Linked DNA regions of Homo sapiens: region 1 is linked to region 2. The links are chromatin contacts, found by Hi-C in ENCODE. All regions are on one chromosome and are shown on one strand. The core of a region is the stretch at or near the end of the contact, and the rest is flanking DNA. Distances in the headings are between cores, read along the strand shown. Region 1 overlaps PACSIN2 (protein kinase C and casein kinase substrate in neurons 2). Region 2 overlaps LOC105373053 (a long non-coding RNA gene).

Region 1 (2,801 bases), core at 15-2,514, 450 kb after region 2:
TCCCACTCTGCACCTGCCCCATTCCCATCCAAGGTTCACCTTGGTGTCGCTGGCTTGGAAGCCATTTCCTCACTTCCCTGGGTGGAAAGCAGCTACTTCAGTCCTCCAACAATCCCAAGGAGTGGTAGGCAGTGTTAGTTTTGTTTTCTGGATGAGGAAACTAAGGTTCAGGAAGGTTAAGTAACGTGCCCCTGGTTACCCAGCTGGTTTGCAGCAAGGCTGGGATTCATTCATTGCTGCTTCTCACATATCATTGCCTCGTGTAAGCCAGGTGCTGTGCCCAGCCGTGGGATACAACTGTGAACAAGGCAGGTGTGAGTTAGGTGTCTGCCTCCCTCAACACCTTGAGCTGTTTGAGCAGGCAGGCGTCTGGAATAGGCATGCAGTGAACACTGAGCGAATGAATGAGTGAATGAAAGAATTCCTGTCAACATTCTACTCTTGTTGGACTCGGGTTGGCATGCTGCCTCCCTTAGCATCCAGCCTGTCACTCTTCAGAGTCACGCACACGTGACTCACCTCTGCCTTTCCTTGGTGTCTTTTGTTGCCTGTGTCTCATGCAGGAGGCAGCACAGCCTGGTGGCTCAGGGAGGCTCTGGAGCACCTGGTCTGGGTTTGAATCCAAGCTCTGCCCCTTACTAGTTGTGTGACTTGGGCACGTTATTTAAACACTCTTATGCCTCTGTTTCTTCATCTATAAATTTACTTTTGAACTTGAACTGTCAAAAACTTTCATTTTTTAATTCTTAAACTTTCCCACTGACCCAAACCAGATTGAGAAATTGGATAACCAAAACCATGGAGGTATTTTTGCTTTTTATGAGCGTGCCTTTTGTTATTTCAAAATGACCTACTTTCATACTTCCAAATGCATTTTAGAAACATTTTGATTAATTTAAAAGACAATCATTTTCAAAATTAGTTTATTGAATAACTTTTTCCCTTGTTTATGTGGTGTGAACGTGGGTATCCATGTACTTCTTGGGTCAGGATTGAGTGGGTGCCTCATCTGTGCTAGGCTCTGCGTGAGACACGAGGACAGGAGGGTCCAGAGAAGGTCTGAGAGCTGAGACAAAGGTGCTGAGTGTGTCCAGGGCCCAAACCCAGAGGTCCTGGTGCTGCTGCATGTTGTGGCTGTGGAATTGGGGCAGAGAGCACAGGTAGCAGGAAAGTGTGTGAGTTAGGCTGCATGTCACAGAGACCCTCAAAATAATAGTGGCTTAAAGAGAAGTTTATTCCTCTCATCTGCAGAGTCCAGAGGTGGCATGGCTGGTGGGCACACCACACTGTCAGAGACCTAGACTTCCTCTGTCTCGTTTTGTGCATGGCTCTGTTCCCAAGTCACCTCATGGTTCGCGATGAGAAAAGCATGGCATTCATATTTAACACGGCGAACTTTGTGCTAGGATTGGGACACAAAAATAAACTCCATGTGGTTCCTGCCCTCAAGGATCTTAGGTCTCTTGGGAGAGACAGATGCCTGGATGACCGCCCTCCATCTGAGGTTGATTGGAAGGAGCCCTGTGTGAGAGGAACACAGGCAGGCAGGCCAGGCAGCAGAGCTGACATTTGGGAATAAAGGAAGTCTTTATGAAAGAGGTGGCATCTGATCTTGATCTTAAAGAATAATTAGTATCTTGACACTCATCTGGGAGGCTGTTTGAGGGAGAAGGATACTGTGAAGGGAGGTACGAAGACCTGAAAGGGCAGGGCTCTGTTTGGAGCCCCGGGTGGCGGGTCACTCTCCTGCCTTGTCCGAGTTGAAGTAGACCATCATTCTGGAGCAGACGTCACACAATTGGAAAGATGTCCCCAGCTGTGTGATTAGTATGACATCCATTCTAAAAGGTGAACAAAAGAACCTGGAAAGAAACCAGACAGGATCGTTTTGGAGTTCTGAGATACTCATTCTTTTGCCTGTACTTTGGAAGCAGGATCAAGCCATTCGTAGGCACGCCACTCCCACTGAACATTTCACAATCCACTGAGCCCAGTGCTGTCACTGTGTTTCAGTTCTCAGAAGCTATTGACAGCATCTTCAATGAGAAGTCCTGGGACCCAGAGTCAGAGCACTTTTTACTGGTTTTGCAAGATACAAATATTAATTGCTGTTGACTTTCCCTTTAAATTTTAGCCTCTGTATGTGGGCAGGACTTGTAGCATAGATGAGACCTTGTGTTACCAACATTGTAAGTAATTTATGTGATGTGGACGTGCTTGGGAAGCATGGACTTTCTTTATGCTGACTGTGGCTTGTTTCACAGTGAGACCCTGATAATGAGCTCAAGCCCGGACATTGGGGTCCTGGTGAGTATAGTTGCACAGGGCGGCCGTCAGGCCTGGATCTGATGAAGTAGGGAGGATCTTTGCAGCCATGCTCACTGCACATACACACTCTTATAATTACTCGGCTTTAATTCACGTTTATTCTTCCATAATCTCCTGCTTATAGGAGGCTGTCTTAAAACATTTTAAACTCAGAGAACTCTAAGAGCTTGTTGAATCCCACTCTCTTCTTTTCATGTGAAAGTAGTTGGATGCTGAGAAGATAAGGGACTTGCCCAATGTCCCATTGCTGTTTAATGGCAAATTTGGGATGAGGCTTCTAAATTTTGGCACTGAGAGCTCTTTGTAAGTGTAAAAAATGACTTCAGAATTATCAAAAATGAAATTATGTTCAGTGTAGCTTTATTGATTTTGTTTGTTTAGAGGTATATGTATTTGTGTGTATTTTTCCTTAAATTTGGTGTTCCAGGTAGGGTATACCCAGTGATTCCCTTCACCAGCCTGATTACCTACAA
Region 2 (2,859 bases), core at 192-2,691:
ATTTGTTATGTATAATTTCACAAAAGTATCAGCCATTACCTCTTCGTGTATTGCCCGTTCTCCTATTCTGTTAGCTCCTTCTAGAACTCTAAATACACGTACATTAGGCCCTGCCACTTAATTTTTCTGGATAATTCCTTTGGTTCTACTAGCTTATTAAACCTCTCTTTGGCTGTGTGTAATCTGCTGCTCGCTCTGCTCATTTCAAATTTCAAATGCTACATTTTTCACTTCTGTACATTTTATTTGATTCTTTTTCAAATCTGGTTGTTCCTTTTTTTTTTTTTTTTTTTTTTTTTTTTTTAGATGGAGTCTTCCTCTGTCTCCCAGGCTGGAGTGCAAATGGCACGATCTCGGCTCACTGCAACCTCTGCCTCCCGGGTTCAAGCCATTCTCCTGCCTCAGCCTCCCAAGTAGCTGGGATTACAGGCACATGCCTTCACACCCAGCTAATTTTTGTATTTTTAGTAGAGACAGAGTTTTACCATGTTGACCAGGCTGGTCTCAAACTCCTGACCTCAAGTGATCCACCCACCTCAGCCTCCCAAAGTGTTGGGGTTACGGGCGTGAGCCACCGCGCTCAGCCCTGGTTGTTCCTTATGCTCTCTTATTCCCTGAACTTCAATTTTAATTGTTTGAAAACATAAAACTAGTTATTTTAAGTGTATATTCTGCCTGTGATCATTTCAAATCTGAAAGCTCTAAGGTTCCACTTGTACTGTCTCTTGTTTCTGCTGGTTCTCTTATCTTCCTTGTGAAGTTTATTAATTTTCACTGGGAGCTGCTCATTTTCTTGGGGACTTTGTGGACATTTCTATAAGGCTGAGATTGTAGCTGAATTCCTCGAGGAAGGTTTAAGGTTTGCTTCTGCAAGCTGACTGCGGGTACTATCAAGCAGGGGCCAGTTTCAATTTTCAACTTGAGTTTTTTTAAACCACACAAGTAGCAGGAATTCAAACTGAAAATCACGTGAGGGCCAGCTTGTGGTTACAGATTCTCAGTGGAGATATGTTTCTCTCAACCCAATGTCAAGGTCAGGGCAGGCAGGCTTCCTTTCTGTTCTCCTCTGCGGGGTGAGATTTGCTTTTCATTCTTTCTGACACTCTAGACATAGACCTTTTGGACTCAGGCTTTGAAGAGGTCTCCTATTACAGCCCCCCTTGGGGGAAGCCCAGACTTTATCTCCTGTCCCTTGCACCTCACACAGCTATGGAAACACAGGCTCCAAGTCTCCAAGGCGTCTACCTTTGCTTCATGTTGGAGATCCGTAACTTTCTTGCTTTCATGCTAACTCAGCAATGTGTAAAAAAAAAAACAAAGATTAAAACAATATTTTATCCAGCATTTTGGTTATAATCAGGGGAGTGATTAAAGGTATCGAATCTGGCAGAGTGCCAGAAACAGAAGCTCTCTCTCTCTCTCTCTGAGAACTTTCCAGAGTGTGCCTTGGCCGTGAGCCCATGCTTTTCTTTTAACACACACAAGAGCATATTCACAGATGTATCTGTGGGTTGCTGTTGCTGTTGTTGCAGTGTGTCCTCTTACATGGGCTTTTCAAGGGCCAGGAGGAAGGGAAAGTTAGGGGCTCTCAACCTTGATGTGGACATGAAACAATGAAGACTCTGGAGAAATGTATGGAGAAAGTTGAATAATGGAGTGATGGCTGTTATATGCGTGCAGCATATTTGCACGTCACCCGTTGTTAATCACAGCTTCCCCTCTGTACCGGGGAATGCATTTCAACCAGGATATGGTCACAGAAAGCTTCAAAACTGACCTGCAAAAAAAAAGTTTTCGTGCCACAAAATGAAAATGCTTCTTGCCAGTTGGAATCACACCAACCAAAGCTGGGCCTGTGGATCTTAGCAGCCCTAACCAGAAGGCCCAACCGACGGGCGTCAAGAGCCTGGCAGGGAAAGCGCTGGACTGTCTGATGGAGCGTGCATGCTTCAACCCTCATCTTTCTTAAAATGGAAGCAATCCCGGTCCCTAAATATACATGGGTCTTTCAAAACCTTGCTCCTTCTCCCACCTACCTTCACACTTCTGACTCAAGGGGGAAAAATAGCCCTCCAGCAATTCATCTCCTTCACGGGCTGCCGGCAAGCTTATAATTTTTTTTCACAGCTGAGTTATTTCTGATCTATGTCCTGGCAAAAAGAAATATAGAGCAACAGTGGCTGGGAGACGTTTGGAAGCTGTGCCAAGCCAAACAGTGTCTAAAAGTCTACATTTGAGCCGCCAACCTTGGGAAAGTGTGTTTTAACTCTACAAAAAAAAAAAAAAAAAAAAAAAAAAAAAACACACACCAAAAACCTTAAAACACTCGTGATGTAAAACGAACTTAAAATGAGGGTCAGAAAGGAACTCTCATGAGTTATAACGGGAGGCAGCCCCCCAGCCCCTGAACGTGTGGTCTCACATACCCCTTCTGAAGGCATCAGAAGAACCACAAAGCATTGCAGCTCAGCAGGTCCCAGAGGCCCCTGGGGACAGCGAAGCTTGGAGGTGACAGACAAGCTTGTGAACCTCACCACACTGCGGTTGACGCCTTCTTCACCTCTTAGCCGGGTGCTCCTGGGCAATGCATTTGACCTGAGCCTTCAGTTGCTGAACTGTAAAACTGATGCTAGAAAACCCACCTTGTGAGGTCAACACAGCAATCAGATAAAATTATATAGGCAATCACACATAATCACAGTGCTTAGAGAGTGCTAGTGCTTACTAAGTGCTCACGATGACAAATGCCGCGTTTGTATTGTTGTACTGATGCTTAGTAGATGATAATGATAATGATGAGGTTGATGATGATAAAGGAGGAGGAGTAGAAGAAATTGAATCTGAGAGAGAGAGAGAGAG

Evidence for each region. A loop is a pair of places that touch in the nucleus more often than their neighbours do. Pooled maps may share reads with other maps.
Region 1: a map with no recorded cell type shows a loop between it and region 2 (10-fold over the local background). The contact joins two enhancer-like sites. A Hi-C loop is called at or near these places in 3 of 37 single-sample maps with no recorded cell type and 2 of 50 pooled maps.

Annotation. Positions count from the first base shown.
Region 1 is chr22:42,928,659-42,931,459 of GRCh38, reverse strand. The region is part of intron 1 of PACSIN2 (protein kinase C and casein kinase substrate in neurons 2); the gene reads left to right. Among named protein-coding and RNA genes, the nearest start is that of ARFGAP3, 73 kb to the right of the region's middle. RefSeq lists a silencer at 574-653. Within about 2 kb of position 1,264, at least 23 of the 41 ENCODE cell types and tissues checked have a DNase peak (open chromatin) inside an H3K27ac peak, as active enhancers do.
Region 2 is chr22:43,376,713-43,379,571 of GRCh38, reverse strand. The region is part of intron 3 of LOC105373053 (a long non-coding RNA gene); the gene reads left to right. Among named protein-coding and RNA genes, the nearest start is that of LINC01639, 22 kb to the left of the region's middle. Within about 2 kb of position 1,441, at least 6 of the 41 ENCODE cell types and tissues checked have a DNase peak (open chromatin) inside an H3K27ac peak, as active enhancers do.